Regions from separate parts of the Mus musculus genome. Here region 1 is linked to region 2. Evidence: chromatin loops called from intact Hi-C (ENCODE). Cell type or tissue: heart. All regions are shown on one strand. Links, peaks and the distances in the headings refer to the core of each region. The heading gives the core; the rest is flanking DNA.

Region 1 (10,734 bases), core at 1,305-9,304, 130 kb after region 2:
GTTCAGCCCTTTACAGTGTATTTCTCATGAAATAACACTTTCATGAGAGACCCCTGCTCAGCTTCATCTTACTTAATGAACATCATCACTGTATTATGCTCAAAGGAGTCATTTACAACTATGCCCAGAAAAGAAATGTCCAGGGCTGGTGAGATGGCTCAGCGGGTAAGAGCACCCGACTGCTCTTCCGAAGGTCAGGAGTTCAAATCCCAGCAACCACATGGTGGCTCACAACCATCCGTAACGAGATCTGACTCCCTCTTCTGGAGTGTCTGAAGACAGCTACAGTGTACTTACATATAATAAATAAATAATCTTTAAAAAAAAAAAAAAAAAAAAAAAAAAAAAAAAAAAAAAAAAAAGAAAAGAAATGTCCAGGCAATCCGGAAACTCATGCCACTTTGCAATGGGCTTTGGATTTGGAAGAATCCAGAACACATCTGATTCACTCTTGTCATCATGCTTAGATCCCAAATAATATCAAATAACTTAACTGCATACATTATCTAGAATACTATCCTGCTTACTGGTGACTATTTGTTCCATGATGAGTCTGAGGCATGCTTACAAGAAGCAAAAGAAAAATGAAGAAAACTAAATCTCCCTCAGCCATATTCTCTGTGTCTATGCTGAAGACCTTAGATGAGGGTACATGACCTCCTGCAGCCTCCCTACCTCTCTTGAATTTGGATATTATGAATGTTTCTCGTGATCTTCTGGCTCCTGGCTAAGGGAAGTGCCCAAGGCCAGATAGCCTGTGTGACGGCACATTAAAAACTGTTAAACAATTTTGTTCAGGGACTACATAGGTTCTTCAATGAGCGATACATGGGGTCACCTCATGGCTCTGTCTGTGCATGTCACCTATCCTTGACTAAACCACATGACTCTCCTAAATGTTGTCTCCTTACACAATTATCCAGAAACTGCGTTCTACCCACCTCACTGCAGGGGGTAATACTGCATAGAAATCAAGGCAGGTATCATCATGGCTAATTAGGGATTTGAAAAAAACTACTCATTTACACTTATGGGACCTGACCCAAAATGCAGCAAACATTGTTCAGCTAGAACAACTGCAGCAATAATCAGAGGACTTCTATCACCTGCTTTCTTCTTGACAAAGTACCATGATCTGATATGGTGAACTGTTAATTAAGGGACTTTTGTTTTATATCAACATCTGTCAATAAGAATGATGAATGCTCAGCTTCCATGTTGTCCAATACAATGTTATTCTTCTCATTAGTTTTAGCATATATACGGGGGTGTGAGCCTATGCATGCAAGTAAAATCCAAAAGAGAACATATATAGCCTCTTTTTTCACTTTCCAATTATTCCTTGGAGTCACTGTCTGAACCTGGCCCTCGTGTTTTCCCAACTAGGCAGGAAAGCAGAAAACCCTACTGATCCTTCTGACTTCATGCCCTCATTTCAGGCAAGCGCAGGATGCCTGGCTTATAACATGGGTGATGAGATACAAACTCCATTCTTCGTGGTACACAGCAAGTACCATCTGCTGATGCCCCTGTTTTCATCCCCCCCTAAAGCTAGTCTCTGGACTGAACCATGACACTTGATGGTACTTTTCCTTTATATAGTCTCAATCAGAACTCACAGTTGACAACAAGGCCATTCTGCAGCCAGAGAAATGCTTTACAGTCAACAGTTCACTCTCCTTGCTAAGTCTGCTGAATAGTTTTGTTTGACAAAAATCTAACAGCTCTGGGGATGGACAGATGGCTCAATGGTTTCGAGATCACACTGTACTTGCAGAGAACCCAAAGTTGGATCCTAGCAACCACATCAGGTGGCTCACAACTGCCTTTCATTCCAATTTCTGTAGATATGATGCTCTTTCTAGCCTCCATACGTGCCTACTCTCATATGTGCTATACCTGTACAGAGAGATACACACATACACATAATTAAAAAATAAAACAAATCTTTAAAATATCTGATAGATGTAAGACTCAATGCAATCCCAACCAAACCCGTTTCTATTAAAACACAAAAATTTTTAAAAATTGCCAACCAGCAAAAAATATAATTTTGAAAATACACTTTCTGATTTTAAAACATACACTTAATGGTAATCAAGATCATGTGATGCTAAGTGAGATACAGATATAGAAAGACAAAGGGAACAGAAAAGAGGCTCAGAAAGACATGCTTCATCAGGGAAAGAAAGATTTTCAAACAGTGCTAGGGAAACATTATCTGTTTACTAAATGATAAAGCCATGTCTTTCCTTATATCACATGAACATTAGCTCAAAGCAGACTAAAACTAAAACCAAACAGAAGAAATGTAACTCAAAACTTCTCTGTTGATCAAGGAAATCAGAATGTAAAGGAACTTACAGGAGAAAATATTAGCATATCATGTCACTAAGTTTAACATCCAAAATGCATAAGGAACAGATAGCCTAGTTTTAACATGGTCAAAGGACATGAATTGACAATTCCCTGAAGAAGATACATAAGTGACTAATGTTGTGGTTTCTTGTAAAATGTCTCTCACCAGCACAAGTGGAGTCTGGCTAGAGGAAACAGGTCACTGGGGAGGTGAGTCTTAAAGTTCTATAGCCTAGTCCCACTTCCTGTTGTCACTCTACTCTCTGACTATGGCTGCAATGTGACAAGCTGCCTCATTCTCCTGTGGCATGCCTTTCCTATCATGATAAATTGTGTTCCTTTCTGAATCATAAGCCAAAATAAATCCTTCCCCCCTTAAACTGCTTCTTGACAGGTAGTGATCAAAGCAATGAGTAAAATAAGCAATAGTGCGTTGCATATATGAGGAGATGCTCAGCCTGATCCTGTGAGGATGAAAACTCAATACCCCAATGAGTTCTCATCTAGCAGTTATCAGATAGGCAGCACCAGAAGAACAGAAAACAAGTCTTTCAGGAAGCTCTGGGAAAATGTTCGTCCATGTTTGATGGAAAGAGAAAGTAGTAGCCATTATGGAAATTGTGGCAGTGATTCAGAAAGCTAACAATAGCATTGGGATGGAATTCAACAACCTCACTTCCAGGCTGTCTTCTTGGTTTATTCTACTCTAGAAACTAAAGACAATGACAACAAACAAAGATTTCTCATAGATATGGAAGCTGGGGAGCCAAAACCAGGAGCCAGATAGTCAGGGTCTGGTGAAGAGATCTTCCAGACTAGAGATCACTGCCATCTCACCGTGTCTTCCAATGACAGAAATAGCTAGTTCTGATCCTTTCTTCATAGAGATACTAACTTCATTAATGAGGGTTCTACCTTTAGGATATGATTATCTCCTCAAGGCTTCAAATCCCATCACTTTGATTACTGTATTTCAACATGGGAATTTTTGAGTAGCCTATGCAATCCATAACATAGATACATACATATTCACAAACATTCAAAGCAGGATCCAAAGAAATATTTACATCTATTCCCGTAGGATTATTCCTTATACCCAAAGGGTAAAAGCAATCCATGTGGCACACGCAAAAACATACATGCACACATGCATGTATATATGCACAAGTACACACATAAAAACATGCATGTGTGCATATACATGAACATGTGCACATATACCTAGGCACACTCATGAGTGAACATGCATGCACATGCATGGAAATATACATGGACAGACATGTGCATGCTCAAATGAACATGCACACACAAGAATATTATTATGCTTGTTTAAAAGAAGGGAGTTTTGTTACAATAGATGCTATGACATAAATTAATCTCTAAGAATAAGCAAAATGTATATGTGATCTTGCAAAGGGGAACAAAGCTAGAGGCAAGAGATGCAGAACACGGGTGGCAAGGAGTTCAGGGATGTGACACGAAGTCACAGTGAGGTGGGTCAGTCAAGAAAGAACAATCCAGGTATGGTTCCAGTTTACTCAGAGTATGTGAAAAAGTCAAAAATCAGCAAGTAGAAAGGTGGCAGCCAGCTGCCAGATGTGGAAGACAAGGGGGATTGGTATTTTAGGACCCTCAATTTTGCAGAAAGGGGAAAGTTCTAGATCTCTGGTGTCCAACAAATTTAGTGATATCTCAATGTAGAAAGAAAAGAGACAGCAGACCAATACTTTATTTTTTAAAATTCTGAGGGTGAGGAGATGGCCCAATGTTAAAGCAGTTGTCATACAACTCCTCTTTGGAGCCCCAAAGCATATGAATACCATGTGAGTGCAGTGGTCCGGCTGTAATTCTAACTGTGAAAGGCAGGGACAAGATCCCAGAGAAAGCTGGCTAGCAAAACTAGGACGTTCTAGGTTTGATTGCCAGGTCCTGTCTCAGTGAATAAAGTAGAAAAACCGTTGAGGATAACTCTTCTCATCAACCTGGGGCCTCTGTGTGCATACACACATGCTTGCGTGTATCTGCAGGCATATAAACATGTGCATTCATACCACACATGCACACACAAAACTGGAAAAGAAAAAAATCTAAAGTAGTCACTATTAGGTCAACAAAACATTGATGCAAAACAGCCTCCCTAAATCGTCACCTAAGAACTGTTTCCATGTAATGTTAATTACCAAAATTTAGTGAACAAAGATGGCAAGTACAGGGATAAAACTTCTCTGTGTAGTGATTCATTTAGCAATCCTATGAGTTGCATCAAGAATCATTATCCTTGTCTTATATAGGACTTGAAGCTTAGCACATCAAACCCTGTCAAGAGCCCAATGAATCCAAGTCTACATTGCAGGTAGTTATGTAATGAAGTAGCTAGAACCTACCAATTACACACTGATGTAGATGGGAGAACAAAACCCCAACGGACAGCACCTAATCCAGTTATGTGTTTGTGTTGCTGTGATAGAGCACTCAGAACAAAAGCTTGAGGAAAGGGGTTTCCTGGGCTTACAGATCAGAGTCCATCATCCAGGGAAGCCAGCGCAGGAACTCAAAGTAGGAGCTTACAGAAGAAACCATGGAGAAATGCTGTTTGCTGGCTTGCTCCCCCTTGATCGTTCAGCTCCCTTTCTTACACAGCTCAGGTCCACCTTCCCAGGGATGGCTCTGTCTACTGGGCTAAGCTTTCACACATCAATCATGAATCAAGAAAACACCCCAAAGACGTGCCCACAGGCTAATCTGGGTGAGGCACTACCTCATTTGAGATTCCCTCTTCTCAAGGTCTGTGTTAAGTTGACCAAAACTAAGACACCACTTTTTCCTAATTCAACAAAACGCAACAACAACACAGCAATGTTAGCAACTGCACAGAAGCACATAGTGTCCACTCCCTACCCACACCACAGATGATCTACTATACCTACCAAAGATGGAGAGTCCCTCCTGTCTCTCTGTCCTTTTGACCCAAGTTTATAACGAAATGCTAGAACACTGACCTTGAGATACTATATAGCTGAAATGAACACATTTTCTGACCTTCCCTAGCAACAGTATACCAGGTGGTCATGGTCGCAGTCAAGGTCATGGCCACAGTCACGGTCATGGTCATGGTCCTTCCTCACAAACAAAATTTCTAGAGCAATGTCAGCTTTCTCCTCTGAGCCTTATGCTTAACATAATCGCATCAGCAGCCACACAACTTTAACAACCTGGAGAATAAATTCAAGTCTAAGAAGAGAGCGGCAGCTAGGAAGATAGCTCAGTTGGTAAAGTGCTTGTCAGATGAACGTAAGGACTTGAGTTTGATCCCGGGGACCTGTATTTAACAGTTGAATACAGTGGGACATAGTTATAATCCTACACTGGGAGGTAAAAATGGGAATATAGTGACTGGCTCAAGCAAGTGAGTAATCCTGACCCCCCCCCCCAAAATGTATACGGCATCCAAGGTTGTCTCCTGACCTTCATATAGGTAAACACACATATGTGAAGAAAATGAAACAAGAAAGAGGAGGACACCATTTAGAACTATGCACAATGAGTCAAACTACATAGTAGTTTAAGACAATCATAATTCAAAGGCAAACTATAACTAACACTTCAAATATTGGGGCAGGGCTATAATAGATGTAGTCTGGAGGGAGAGATCTTTGCGTTCTTAAAATAATGCCCAAGTCTCTCAGGCCATCATCAGGCCAGAACACGGTATGACGTTGCTGCCATCTGCTTACTGTCCAGAGAGCAATTTCAGGATTGGAAAGTTATGTGACTCTCTCCCCACTGGGCTTTTACTGCAGCTCTAATCTGAATGTGGGAAGTGGTGGAGGGGGAGGGGGGCTGGCTGGTGATCTCCTTAATCACTCTGAGAACTCAACTCGGCAAGTGCCAGGCTGCAGCCAAGACAGCCTCTCACTTGGGGAATTGGCAGAGAGTTGATCCCCCTTTGCCTGTGAATGCCTATACAGAGCTCTTCCACCCTCCAAAGGTCCTCTTCCAGAAACTCTGCAGTGGAAGGATGCATAGCCTGCACAGACAAGCCCTGGGGAGGCCTCTCCAAGTGGGCAGCTTCCTCTGCTAACTACCAGCTCTGCAGCAGCCTGACACAAATATATCTGGCTGCTGAGGACCTACTGCAGCCTCCAACTCCAGTCACAGCCACAGGGAAAGTAAGTCAGGTTTTTTTTTTTTTTTTCCTTTAAGGCTCTTCTCTGTATTCTACAGTAAATCAAAATGATGGGGTTTCTGGGGACATGAGGGAAGGACAGCCTGTACTTGGCTTCACAAAGATGGGGCCACTTATACAAGCAGGTCTTGCTCTGTCTCTGTTACCCCATTAGGAAGAAGGCTCACCACAATTACCCAGGAGACATTGTTTTGAATCTTGGCAATCCAAGTGGCAGAAACACAGTTGTTAAATCAAGGAATCTGGCCCCAAACTATAAAAGATTGACACCTTACCATTACAATATAAGCCACTTCAATACTTGGTCCCACAAGTTTGTTGGGTGGAGCTAAAGTGAAGTCCCCAGAGGGAGAGTAAAATGTAGAATCATCATTATTACCATAATGACTTAAGTCTTTGCCAAGGGTAATAGTTCATCTGTGAATGGAACACAAAAAGGAGGAAAAAGATAAACATTTCCCCAGCTCCTTATGATGAATCCCTCCAAGACAAGCTCCCATGGAGAGGCAGGTTGTGGGGTCTACTTTTAGGGGACTTCAGATCCCAAGAACTGTAATGAGCTGCTAGACTGCAGACGTTCAAGGACCGGAACAGCAGCCCTGTGACCCTTGAAGCTGAAATATTTAGGACCCCAGACCCAAAGACTTGTTTGTCAATGAACTATTGACAACCAGGACCTCAAGCCAAGAACAGGGCACAGGGGCTGCACTGCAACCTGCAAGAGAAGAGCTGCCCAGGAGGCATGCTGCAGCCTAACTGGTGTGTGTACCAAAGCACAGAAGCCTGCTGCCTAGAGATGCCTGTTGGAGTCTGCAAGCCTGGGATCTATACCTCTAGAGTGTCCCCTCCCTCTCCCTCTCCCTCCCTCTCCCTCTCCCTCTCCCTCTCCCTCTCCCTCTCCCTCTCCCTCTCCCTCTCCCTCTCCCTCTCCCTCTCCCTCATTCTCCCAGACAATCAGACCTTGTCAATGGCCTAGAAACTTCTGGGGCACTAGTCAGAAACAGTCAGTCTACCCTGAGAGTTCATACCTTCACACTACCACTTTCTGTCTGACCGGAAGAGCAACAAAAGAATCTAAGACCCTCATTTTGAGTCCAAGCAAGCCAGCCCAAAAACCATTGGACAGGTAATGATGCTAGAAATAGAGGTAGATGAAGCCAACTACACAGAATAAAGACAAAGAACTCTGGTTTAGATTGCGGTGTGAGAGAATGGTTTAGTCAGCAAGACAATTGTCATACAATCTCACGGACCAGTGTTCAAACCCAAAGTGGCTTTGAATCATCCCTATGTGGAATTCAGGTGTACTATATATCTATAACTCCAGCACTAATGTTGGGGAGAGGCCTGGAACTTGGGGAGTTCACTGGTCAGCATTCTAGTCTAGTTGGGAGCTCCAGGTTCAGTGAAGAAAAAATAAGGTAGAGAATTTTTGAGAATGAGACCCAACATTAACCTTTGGCTTCCACACGCATACATGGACAACATAAACACACTTTTTGTAAATAAAGTTTTGTAAAATACATCAAGATCTCAAGGCCTTCTGATTGTATGATGTTAACTATGCCTGTCTAACAACCCTTGTACCAGGACTGAAATCCTTCAATGAAACCAGAGAGAAGAAGAAAGCAGCATAACTTTCAGTAAGATCACAGAAGGTTCTGGAAGGAAAAGGACAGAAGGAAGGAAGGAAGGAAGGGAGGGAGGGAGGGAGGGAGGGAGGGAGGGAGGGAGGGAGGGAGGAGCAAGCAAACAAATGTACTTATCATAACTGAAAACTGTCTAAGTATCACCATGTGGTAAATAGTAACATACAACACAGGGCTGCAGACTCTGTAGATGAACAAACGCACCACTGTTGACACACAGTACCTCAGTGAAGGCTGGAGCTTGACATTATATAAGTTTTGAATAAAAGCAGACCACATAAGCACCACTTTTGTCAAAGATGATTTATTCTGCCAAGAACATATGAGTCCTGCAACTGTGCCTATTATTTATCAAAAGAACAAGTTATGTAATTCTCTGAGAAAGAAATGCATTCTTGATTAAATTAAGCTTTAATGGCAGTTATTTATGGTTCCTGGAAAGTCCATCTTTTCTTTTCTTGTAAACTATATTCCATAATTTGAGCAAACCTGAAAGTTGCATGGTGAGCAGCGGGCACAGCAGAGTCAGCATCTTCACGTCTCTTAATTGGGCAAGGGCAGGAGCTACGATCCTCCTGAGGCAGCAGACACAAGAACCACTTTTCCTATGTTTCCTCATGCCTGCAACCTCATCTGTTCCTACATCTATCTTTATGGCCCCCAAGTCTAGCTTAGACATAGTCTTTTCCACAATAGGGTCCCCGCAGCCAAGGTACCTGCCAGGGCCAGCAAGTGCATAGGACCAACCCCAAACTTCAGTGACCTTCCCTGCACCTACCTACCTACCCCCACTGCCCCCACACCGCCACCCATCCACCCACCGAGTGCCACACTCTGATGTGAAGTTCTCCAAGAAAACAGCATTGGGATAGAAAGCTTCCTACTGCAACATACGGTCAATCCTCATCAATTTAACTGCAAGCTTTTACAGTGCAGGGATCCTCATCCTTTAGGTCCTTAGGGCTTTGGATTTCTAAACTGCTAACTCATCCAGGAGTTAAGATGCAGTAGAAAGTTGTCTTCAGCTGTGGGATAAACTCAAAGACTTATGGAAACTTTCAGTAGTATCGGCTGACCTCATTAAAAATCCTTCTCCCCTTTGGCCCCAATTCAGTAGGGTTTGGCAAAAACAAAATGGAGATGTGAGGTGGAACAAAGAAAGAGCCAGAGCATTACATCTGCGTTCAAGAAGGTCACTGAGAGGCTATTTAGCTGTCCCCACGTCTGATTCATTTCTTTCACCACTATGACATTTTTGCTCTGAATTCTCCACAACTCGTTGTGCTTCACATCCTTCACCTTCACTGCCAGTAAGTCCCTTTTTGCTAACCCGATTCTGTCATAGTAACATCCAAATACACGTTCTGTCCTTGGTGTCCTCAGCGGCTCTAAGCCCACACCTTTCCTAAACCCGTATCTGGAGGCCACCTGTGCATGCCAAGGGGCAACTAACTCCAGAGAACTGGTCACAGTTCTCTGCCCACAGGCTGGCTTCTTGTGTCTTGCCCCACACTTGGGAATGTGAGCCACCCCTCATTTCCTCTTCCCCCATCCAACCCTGTAGCATATCTTATCCAGTCTGTTTCCACACTTGGGAGGCTCAGGAGAATTCTGAGTTTGAGGCTCTCCTGGGATACATAACAGAGAACTCTAGAGTAGGACCCTATCTCAAGACAAAAACTCAAAAGGAGGAGGAGGTGGGGAGAAGAGGAAGAGGACAGATGAGACGAAGTAGGCTGTGCCTGCTACTCAAAGCTGTCTGCAACCAGACTACAATTCAGCTTAATGAGCACCAAGAGCCGGTTGTGGTACGCCATGGTTTGGTTGGCCAGATTCTAGCCCTGCTCCTTCTTGACTCAATCATGGCATTAAAAACCTCAACAAATCAGGAAAATACGGATTTAAATGTAATTCTCTCCCTAGTGATCCTTCTGCTTAGACCACACTGTAACCACACCTCCCAGTTTTCAGCCCCTCAGCACACAGAACCCTCTTTGCATCTATGTTCCGTGTTACTAGACCTGTCCTTCTGTCTGGCAGCTGCTGTGCAGGGTCACTTCTGGGTGGCCTCTCCTGGGTTGGCTGCAGCACACCAGAGCCAGCTTAGATGATGTACATGCATCTGACCATCCAACTTGACTGCAATACAGAAAGTGCCTGCCCTGATACACTTCAGGGAGCTCTGACATCTGTTCTGCCTTAGACCGTGACAAGAACTTCTGAAGGTCTTCCAAACCTTCTGAATACAAAGAACGAACTGGAGAAACCACAAGCCCAATCTAATCCTAGCGTCAGGATCCTGGCTTCAGAAGACATCATAACGACAAAGGCAGAGGTCAACCAATGTAATTAGCTTCATCAAGAGACAGAAGTTTAATGAACCTTCGCCCAATCTGTTCCAACAGTGTCTCTTAATATTTGAAGCATTTCTAAAGATGAATGAAGGCAGCATCAAGACCATGGTCTTGTAACTTCTCTGGACAGTCAAGCAGCACAGATAAAGTATGCGATGAAGAACAAGGACCACTCTAAAATACATCA
Region 2 (10,734 bases), core at 1,543-9,542:
TACTCTGTTTTTCTAGTTTCCTTTCTGTTACTGTAATGAAATATTATGACCAAAAGCAACTTACGGAAAGGAAGGATTTATTTGGGTTACACTTCCAGGTCACCATTAATTGGGGAAACTTGGCACAGGGACTCAAGCAAGAACCATGGCAGGTGTTGCTTGTTGGATCTCTCCCCAAAACCCATACTTGGCTGGCTTTGTTAGTCAGCCTAGGACCACCTACCATGGGAATGGTGCTGTCCATGGTGGGCTAGGCCCTCCTATATCAATTCCAAATCAAGGCAATCCTCCATAGACAAGCCTGCATGCCAATATGTTCTGGGAAACCTCTCAAATGAGACTCCTTCCTCAGGTGATTCTAGGCCGTGTTGAGTTGACAGGAAAAGCCAACTAGAACACTCTGTGTATCATAGACATTTTTCAGGTTTACCCAAACAGTGATTGACATCCCAGCAATCAGGAAACACACAAATGAATAACAAATTCACTGAAAAAAATATGTATAGGAAGAAATTTTGTCTTAGGACTTATTTATAGATAGAATAGTGTTAAAGTGGATGCCTGCAACTATCATTCACTCTCCTACATATAATATTAGGATAGTTTATTGACAAGCAATGATGTGAATAGAGCCCTTCAGCTGTTGGCTGCAATTTGATATCAGAGCCAGTAGATGGTGATAACAACTCTCAGCAACAATTTCACTCTTTCTCTTAAACCAAAACCACTGGGTAAAGAAATTGTAATTCATATATACTTGAGAATTTTAGTTGTCCATGATGAAGAATTATATTATGGTATCTGCATGAAAACGGATCAGTATGAAGGAGAGCTGAGACAGACTGGAAGACAAACATGTTATGTTTTCTCTGAAAGGCAAACATGTGCACTGAAAGATGGGATGCATCCATGCATACGTACATGTATGTGCACATACAGGGTATGAGAGAGGAGGGAAAAATCTAGAAGGAGGGAAGAGAAATGAACAATAATATAGGAATACTCTTCATGGGAGCAGAAGGAGGGAGGTAGAGAGGAGGAGGGGTCAACAAGTGGAGAGGCGGGATTGGGGCAGATGCAAATAGACGAATAACTAAGTATAAAACATCTGATATCTGTGTATGAAAGAAAATGTCACAATGAGATCCATTTCTTTGTATGCTAACCAAAATCAATTACAAGAGACTCTTGAAGCTGACCGTGTAAAATATGCATCTCAGCCTCATCAATGACTGCACCAATCAATAGATTCAAAGTTTCCCAGGAGATCATTGGGTTTACTAATCATTTCTCCCCCTCTCTAAAACCCCAGCTGTCACTTGCCTTCATGAAATCCCTGAGTCCCCTTAGGGTCACCATTCCTATGTCCAGTCCCCCCTGAGACTCCTTTCCTAACTTACTTTTCTTTCTTCTGATGTGGAAACATTTTCAGTGCTAACAGATCAGCCCTATCCCATCTGCTCCATCAATACGAACAGTATGTTTTCCATGGTGAATAGCACACAACACGGTTCTTTGATTCATTTCCTTTTCCCCTTTAAGCTGCCTGATACAGGCTCACAGGGGTGTCTCTCACCATCCAGAGAGCTTGCTACTCAATAAATGATGAAAAGATGCCAGTCAGACCTTTAAGATCAAAACGGCAAAGCCTTTATCAACAATTCTTATTCACTGCTTTTTGTAAGTGTTTGTCGTCTGTTTGGATGCATAGGTGAACACTCATGTGTTAGAGGCCAGACACTTGTTGGATGTCTTCTTCAGGTGCTTTTCCATGTCATGTTTTTGAGACAAGGTCTCTCACTGAACCTAGCCCTTACCAATTTGATTAGCTGGCTGGCAGGGAGCGCCAGGAACCTTCGTACCTCCACCTCCAGCTCTGGAGCTGCAGGCACATATCCCTGTACCTGGCTGTCTCTGTAGTTGCTGAAGATTGGGGCTTAGGTCCTCTTGCTTGCACAGCAAATACTTTAATCAGTGAGCCATCTCCCCAGTCCCCAATAATATCTGAGTTATTTCTATGTCAGTGGCTTAGTAAACAGAATTTTACACACACACACACACACACATACACTTGAAAAAATATATACATAGTTGATATATATATATGTATATACATATACATATATATATATATATATATATATACGAAAACCATATATAGTTCACCAAATCTTCTGATAAGAATTCGCAAACTAAAGCTTATATTTTATTTTTGCTGTAAACCAAGTGAAAGTTCATACATGGTCATGACAAACAGATATTCATCTGTTAATTCATCACGAAGTCATTCAATGTGTTGTCTAAAACATTGTGCTAAATATTATCAGAAAAACCTTCTGACCCCAAGGGTGCTTGGAATCCTATAGGAGGAGATAAGTAAGCAACATAAAACACCGTGGATTATCTTAATGTGTAAAGTATATTAAAATGCTTTTAAATTTGATTATCAAAAGAGAACATTTCCAACCAAACAGCTGGTACAGCCTTCCATGCAGAGCCTGAAGGGGACACATTGATTCCATGGGGAGAGATGGGAGTTCCCATGACAAAGGCTTTATAAGGAAGGAGTAAGATTACATGGCCTGACCCAACTATTTGGGATACAGTGTCTCTAAGTAAGTAGATACAAACTTCATATTTATACATGTATAATATAACATCAATGGTTGGACTAAAAATGTTTTAAAGATAATAAAAATTTTATAAGCCAGTTTGGATTTTTCATTCTAACATATCAGGCTGCTTGGCAGGGTTGTAGGCTAGATCCTTAAAAATACCTCTGATTATGGCCAAGAAATGACTGCAATCTAAGGGTAGAGTCATGAGAATACAAAGAGCAGTGCAGAATCTTTGAAGCTTAGGACACATACTGAGGGAGTTAAGGACAGACAGACAAAGGCTGGTGCCAGATCAAGGAGCTCAAACTTGAAGCAGCCAGGAGCAACTACAGCCAAAATGGGGAACGGGTGACTTGGAGAACTGAAATGTGATCCTTAGGTTACATCCAAACGCAAAGAAGAATCACACACAGGAGAGAGGGGAGGGGACTGTTAGAAGTGTGGTCTGTTAGAAGGAGTCCTAACTATGTCCTTAAGAATGTACTGAAGCCATAAGGAGTTATTTAAGTAAAACCTACTCTTCCAAAGAAACCATCTCAGTGTGCATTGCCTCCTGAAATCATCTACTTAGTTTTGCTGCTTAAAAACAGCAAACTAGAAATCTGAGTAGGAACAGTGCCAAGTCAGGACCGTTGCTATTAAATATTCAGAAGGCAGCAACAGTCCAATTACTGAAACCAAGATGAGTAGTAGTCCTTAAAGCAAAGGTGTTGGGTAGCAGAGAGTGAAAGCAAAACTAGCCTTAAGCTCAACAATACAGCCACCAGGGCACCCACTTGCAAGATGGCAGTGTTAAGTCACAGGAAAGCCACAATGTCAGGACTCAGGGCACCTGGCTGCAATAAAGTCTCACCTTTAACCTAATGTTAATTACTTCAGCCTTTATTAGTTGTTTTCTTTAATGTGTGTGTGTGTGTGTGTGTGTGTGTGTGTGTGTGTGTGTGTATGTGTGTGAGTGACCTACAGAGGTCAGAAAAACATGTTGAATCCTCTGGAATGGAGCTGTAGATGGTGGTGAGATTAGGAATTGAACCTGGATCTTCTACAAGATCAACGGTGATCCAAATCACTGAGCCATCTCTCCAGTCTGTGACTTTTCTCCCATGTGTTCTGGAAGATAGACCTCAGGTCCTTATGCCTGCTCTGCAAGCCACTTACCCACTGATCCATCTATCTTAGCCCATGAATTTTAACCTTTAAAATACAGAACAATCAGTTGAGCAGTTTGTCAAAAGAAATAATAAAAAATAAAGTTTTCCAATTTAGGAGCAGTAAAGTAGGGGCCCATAAAAATTGTGGACCCTAAAACTATGAGTGAATATAATATTATATGACAGAAACTCAAAATCACAGAGGCCTAAGTGCCCCGCAGCTCTCCTGGGATCTTAACCCAAGGCCCATAGAGCTAGGTAACTCATGACCCTTTAATTTCCTTTCTAATCCTGTGGATTTATTTGTTGCATCCCCAAAGCTGCTTGTGACAGCAGGTCGGGATTCTTTATCAGATTGCCAGAAGATTCCATGGCCCCAACATTTTTCTAAGATTCTCTGTATTCAGTCCTTGTCTGAAGCAGTTTTTCATTCGTTTATTTATCTCTTATTAAATGTCAGGCATTTGGGCCCTAGTGATACAGCATTCCAAATAAATTAGCATCCAGGGACAAGAAACACAAATAAACAAGCTATCTTAACCCTCGGGCTGCAGCTTCTTCTTTGGAAAAAAGAAGAAGAAAAGATAAATGGGAGACAAAGACATGGATGCTTCTTTAAATGTAATATTCGATGGCTTCCTCACCTGAGCCATAGGAACAGAAAAGGGGGCTCAAGGTAAATTAATAAAATGTAAACAAAGGGACTGGGCCTAATGATTCATTGGCAGGGCATGTGCTTAGATTGTTCCCCAAACTGAACTGGCTGTCATCATAAATTACTCATAAATTATTAAGGATGCCTGCCTTCCATTGATGTATGTATGCAGTTTTAGAAAATTCCAGCAACTTGTTATTCAGTAAAAATACCTTTCTCACTTAAAAGTCCAAGATAAGGACCACAGAGGTAAATCATCAGGAGGGTAAAAGCCCAGGAGCCAGGCTGGAAGATACGAGTTCAGACCTTTCTGCTACCATCAACATCTTATTTCTAACTCTCTGGAAATAACATGCATTAGTTGTTTGTTTGTTACTGATAAAATATTAAGCTAGGGCTAGAGACATAACTCAGAGGGTAAAGATGTCTGTCAACAAGAGTGGTGACCCAAGTTCAATTCCTAGACTCCACATGGTGGAAGGACAGAGCTCACTCCTGAAGGTTGTCCTCTGACCTCTGTGTGCATGCTATGAACCTGGGTGCCACCGGGAGCAGCAAGGGCTCTTTACCACTGAGCAATCGCTCCAGATCCTTGACGATTTATTTTAAATCAGTTGTTGGGCTATGGTTTTATGAATCCTAAGATCTTTGTAGGTCTACAAGTGACCTGGAAGACAGAAAATCAGCATTTCCAGAGTGCAAAAAAGTAAGTCACAGATGGGAAGTTTCTATGCAGATCAGGGAAGTTTTACAACTGATACATTAAAAATGAAGTTTCATGTGACTTATCCTGTCTTAATCCATCTGAAGTGGATTCTAAGTCAGGAACACCCGTTTGTCCTGATCTCACTATACTAAGACTTTTTTTTCTCTCTTACATATAAGCTGCTTTGGAAAAAGCCTGCTTAAAAGACAAATTGTCTAATAGAAGCACAGAAAAGCCCTTCTGGCTAGTCCTGGAAAGATTAGGATATCATTTCATATTAGAACAGCAAACAGCAAAAGTAAAGAAAGACAGTATTGTGTGAATAGTTTACAACTATTTTTACAGCCAAGACTCCTTGGAATTGCCCTGTGTCCAACCTGTAAAGTTGACAGGCTGGAGGTCCCTGACCACAGCGCCCTCTTCTGTCTGGAAGGTGCTTATGCAGATGGGAGGGAAGAAAATTATCTGGCCATCAATTAATTCATCACTACAAAAGGCTGCCAGCCCCATTAGTATTCCAAATGTAAAATTGGATTAACCTTAAATGATCTTAGGGGTGGAAGAAAAGTAGCTCACAGTCATGGACCAGAAAAGAAACAGTCAAAGGCTAGAGTTTTCATTTCCTATGGCCACTTTTAACCAATGCATTTTGAAACAAAAGTTTTAATTATTTATTTCTTTAGTCATGTCAGCATCTCAGAATACAGACAGACCTTGCTTTCATACAATAGATCTCTATTTAAGGCTCTCTGTAATAGTCCTCCTCTTGAGACCAGGTTTGCCTTCCTTAAGCTAAATACTGGTCGCTTATTTAACATTGTACATAGGCACAGACTTCTCAAACAAACAATGGGAGCTACTCACTACGCAAGGGCAGGTGATCTTACTTGGATTTCAGCATTTGATTCTCCTCATGCCCCTGTGTCAGCTGAACGATTCATAATTCCCATACTGCAGATGAAGAAACTGAGGACTCAAGGAACTATACATGGGGCTTGGGGATGTGGCCCAGCTAAGAGTACTAGTCTAGAATGTGCAAGACCTTGTGCCCAAATGCCAGTACAGCATAAAGCAGGCCCAATGCCACATCTGTAATCCTGACTTCACAGCCAGTTCAAAGCCAGCCTAGGTATTCAAAGCTCACTCACTACCTTCTTCTTTATTTTCATTCATTTTCTAAAAACATCGGCACTGAGTCCACCATATACACCCATGAACCTATCACCACAGTACTCAACAAGGGTGTCTGGCAGCATCAGCATCCTTCTCCCACCCAGTAATACTGATGGTCCTAGAACTGTTGGGAGGAAACCTTTCCTGGTGGAGCCTAGAAGGAGGAAGTTACATGACTGGGGCTGTGCCTTTGACAGCGAGGATCCTCATCTCTTCCCACTTCGGTCCTCACTGCCGTGAGGTGAGAAGGCTTGCTCCACCATCTCTCCCTGACATAATGCTCTGCCACACCACAGACCCATGGCAATGGGGTCTAGTGGCCACAGAATGGAACCTCTAAAACTCTGAGTCAAAACTAGTGTTCCCTTATTTTAAGTTAGCCTGTCTCGGGTACCTGTCACACTGGCAGAAAGCTATCCGCATGGTTTGGTTGCGGCATTACTTGTCTGAGAGAGGAAGCCATGGACAGTGTGTTCTTGGAGATTCCTTCTTTCTGTTCTATGCAGGGTTCTGTGGATATGAACAATAAAAGCACTGGCCTCATCGGCACATGAGAGTGGAACCCCAGCAACATGGCTTGCCGCTCTGGGAGCCTCTATAAGGGTTATCCAGAACTGAGTTTAGTAGCTAATGCCCATGAGCCTAGTACTCAACTCAAGAACTGAGGCAAAAAATAAAATAAAAAATAAAAAAAAAAAGGGTCACCATGAGTTTAAGGATATCTTGGCCTACACAATGAACACAAGGCCAGTGTTGACTATATAGTGTAAGACCAAGTCTCAAAATCACACATACACATACACACACACGTTTATATTTATATATAAAATAAATAAATACATTCATGCATTTATATATGTGCATTTCTATTATGTACCTTTTATATATTTTGTTTTGTATCTACTACAGTTTTTATATTATATCTAATATAAATTATTTATGTCTTATATCCCTAATATATTTTATATATGTAAAGGCTACTAGGGAAAGTGAAGTTTAGTACTTGGGCAGAATGCAGCTTGGAAACTAGTAGTAAATTTTAATGATTCAGGTTTGTTTATTTACAAAGGCTAGGAATTGCATGTGTCATTTTTTGTGACTTATTCCTGAAGTCTTTTATTACTCAATGAACACTCAATTGCCTTACCTCACTGCCTCTCACAATAAGGTCTGGACTCGGTGTTCCCATTACCACTAACCTTACATTATAAACAGCTAATCCAGAGGCCAGGGAGCCAGTTCTAGATCTGCACAGGTTGATAGCTGTAAATGCAATGTTAGAAGTCTAGTGCTTTGAGGTTCTGAATATTCCTATTTCTAATATCCGCTGATGGATAATGAAACTCCACTGTCAAATCAATTCTTCTACAAGGCATGAAATACAAGCTGGAAAACCACAACAGATAGGGACTGTCAGGTCCAAATCAAACGAAAACAGGTTTGCAGTGTTGTGCCGAAGGGGGCATGAGTTGTTTCTATGGCTGTTGGGTTCTCACCCCAGCTAAACTTGAAATGTCCACCTTCTAATCAGGGTACATCACCCTCATGGCACAGCTCTGGGACATGTAAGGGCCTTAATAATGTATACTTTAATAGGCTGCACAACCGCATGGCACTAGAAATTTACAAAGGGACAATGTGGACACAAAAGAGGAGCATGACTCCAGGCCTCCCACCACTATGCAGGGGCAGACTCACCAAACGGTGCCATTTTCCTGCCCATGACAGGAGGCCCTGTTAAGCCATCCCTGTCTCTAGCACCACCACTTTGTACCCAGGAAGCCAGGCCTTCTTCTAGGAACACTTGAAAATGAACTAAATTCGTTGGTACACTGGAAATGACTTTGTTACTGAGCGCACCCTGTTTCAGTCTTGGGTGTATGTGTGTGTGTTCATGTGCTTGAAAGTATGTATGCAGATGCATGTGTACATGTGTGTGTGTGTTCATGTGGAGGTCAGAGTCAACTTCAGAAGTCGTTCTTCAAATGCTATCTAGTTATTGGGATAGAGTCACACTGGCCTGAAGCTCACCAAGTAGGCTAGGTTCGCTGGCAAGCAAGCACCAAGAATCTGCCTGCCTCTGACCCACCATATTTGGGACAAGTGTGTTATCATGTCCTGCTTTTTTATACAGATTCTGGAATCTAAACTCATATCCTAATGTTTCCACACAAGTACTTGATCAACTGATTTGTTTCCCTAGCTTCTATTTCCATATTTACAAAGTAATAGGGCACCCTAAAAACTCTGATCTACAGTGTTAGAGATTCATTGCCTCTCACAGTAGGCTCTTTAATACAATGTTTATTTCACAGTGACCTACTCTGCCCCATCTTGCTTTCCATTATCATCTACTGATCCCTCTGGGATACTTTATGTAGGTATTCATGAAAAACTTTTAAAATGTTACTTTTTTCTGTTTCTCCTAGTTGTCACCAGCTCTCAAATTGACAGAGCTCAGAATTATCCAAGGGGATCCCAGCTGGGAATTGCCTTGGTCAGATGGGCCCATAATGTATCTGGGGGGCAGGACTGCTAATTGAGGTGGAAGGGGCCTAGCCCACTGTGGGCAGTGCCATCCCTACAAAGGTGATCCTGGCTCTGCATAAGAAAGCTGGTTTAGCAAGGAGCCAGTGGGGAGTAAGCCAGGAAGCACTTTTCCTCTGTGGTTTCTACTTTCTTGACTTGACCTCTAAGATGAAGTAAACCTTTTCCTCCTCAAGTCGTTTTGGCTATGGTGTTTATCTCAGCAATGGAAAAGCAAGATAGAATAACGTCTCATTAGTGGTTCGATCTTTAGAGAGTAGTTCAGTAGTAGAGTATATTTCAGTAGTAGAGGGTTTGCCTAGCATACACAAGGAGCTGGGCTGAATACTCAATCCTGCAAAAGAGAAATGTAATGTTTAGCTGAGCGTGCTGGTGACAGTCCACCATGCCAGCAGTGGAAGATAAGGTAGATGAGCTCAAGGCTGGTCTGCTCTACACAGTGAGACCCTCTCTCAAAACAAACAAATAAATAAAATTACAAAAAGAGCCAAAAAGGATTGTATATATTGACCTTTTCATGGATTTTATTCTTCTGTGAACTTCTGTACATAATTATTCTTTAGATTAGAAAAACTACAACCTATTGAATATATTAAATCCATAGTTGCCTTATCATAAAAAACTAAAAAGTACATCCAACGACTAACTAACATCTTAATGTTCCTACTCTTAGCTACTACTCTTTGAATTGAGGCAGTGCCATTAACAGAAGAGCTTATAAAGGTATCTCTCACACAATTATCACACTTATCAAAATATGGAGAAAGAACCCACTTGATACAACTTTTACATGAGGCACAAAACAAAGACCACAGAACTTGAAATCCCCATCAGACTCGTTTACATTCTATTAATAAAAGAATCCAAGAACAGGCACCATCAGCCTCATGAATATGCATATCAAGGTCTGGAGGGAAGCCTGCTCAAACAGACCCAGGGAGCCATCTCCCCGTAAGGCCACAGACATCTCCCTCTCTTCTCAGGAGTTATTTATAGCTAGAGGCACAAGCCTTTATGAATTGTCTCCCTAGCTTTGCTTGCTCATAAGCACATTTCCTACCAAGCATCACTTCATCTCCCGCTCTCAGCAGAGCATCAAGCATGAAGCCATGTCCCCACACTTACCAAGTACCTTTCTGAGGACACGCTGACCAAGATGAGATCATCTCCAACACGCACTTTTTCTCCTTCTGATCTCTGCTTAGAGGCAGGATGTATGGTCCACCAGCAAGCCTCCCCTGCGAATTATAGAATTAAAACATGGAGAAAACCCAGTTAATTGAAGATCCATTCCCTCTCCAGATGACGCCACTCAAGGGACGTTCAGAAATACATGACTTCATGCAAATTAATCTCTTGGATCGTGGAAATGAGAAGAACTCAGCCAAACTCACTTAGGGTAGGACATACTGAAATACAACCTTTCTCTTAATGGGAAGTGGGTGTGCCGGTTTGGTATCTTTTCCCCAATAAAAACTGCTGAAAGGGAACATGTATTTGCATATGTTAATACAGGCCTAGAAGTTCCAGTTAGCCAGAGTGATTTCATTCCCTAAACAATCTTATTAAAAAATTAATATGCAGTTATGTGATTTTCATCAAAAGAAATTGATGTTTTCTATTGGGGTAGTTGCAGTGCACGTGTTCTTTTGTTGATTCAAACAAATGACACAAAGGATTGCTATCTTAAAAGCCTCATGACCATGTCTTTTCTGCTTTGCTTTATTTCCTTATATAATGCATTAGTTCCTATTAATCTGGACTCTTAGTACGGAGAGCTGTACTATAAGAGCTGATATACATTAAAACAAATCCATCTAAGGTAAGTCAAACAGCATCAAAAAGCACACATACATCTGCTTTCCTTAGTCCCATCACCCCAAC

What was found. Hi-C counts contacts between places; a loop is a spot of excess contacts. Peaks named below come from ENCODE experiments on the same cell type or tissue, not always from the same donor. Only the 100,000 strongest peaks of a DNase experiment are listed, where the experiment ranks them.
Region 1: it touches region 2 in a loop (2.0-fold over the local background); 2 of 42 quality-filtered maps call a loop at or near these places.

What each region holds. Positions count from the first base shown.
Region 1 is chr13:11,995,830-12,006,563 of GRCm38, forward strand. All of the region lies in intron 1 of Ryr2 (ryanodine receptor 2, cardiac), which reads right to left. Among named protein-coding and RNA genes, the nearest start is that of Ryr2, 110 kb to the right of the region's middle. In heart, for the core only: no CTCF peak of the experiment used is centred there; a DNase peak (open chromatin) is centred at 6,222; H3K27ac peaks cover 813 bases.
Region 2 is chr13:11,869,500-11,880,233 of GRCm38, forward strand. Ryr2 (ryanodine receptor 2, cardiac) reads right to left here. Exons shown (of 105, transcript NM_023868.2): 8 at 9,976-10,088. Among named protein-coding and RNA genes, the nearest start is that of Ryr2, 230 kb to the right of the region's middle. In heart, for the core only: a CTCF peak has its summit at 5,551 (motif pointing left); no DNase peak of the experiment used is centred there.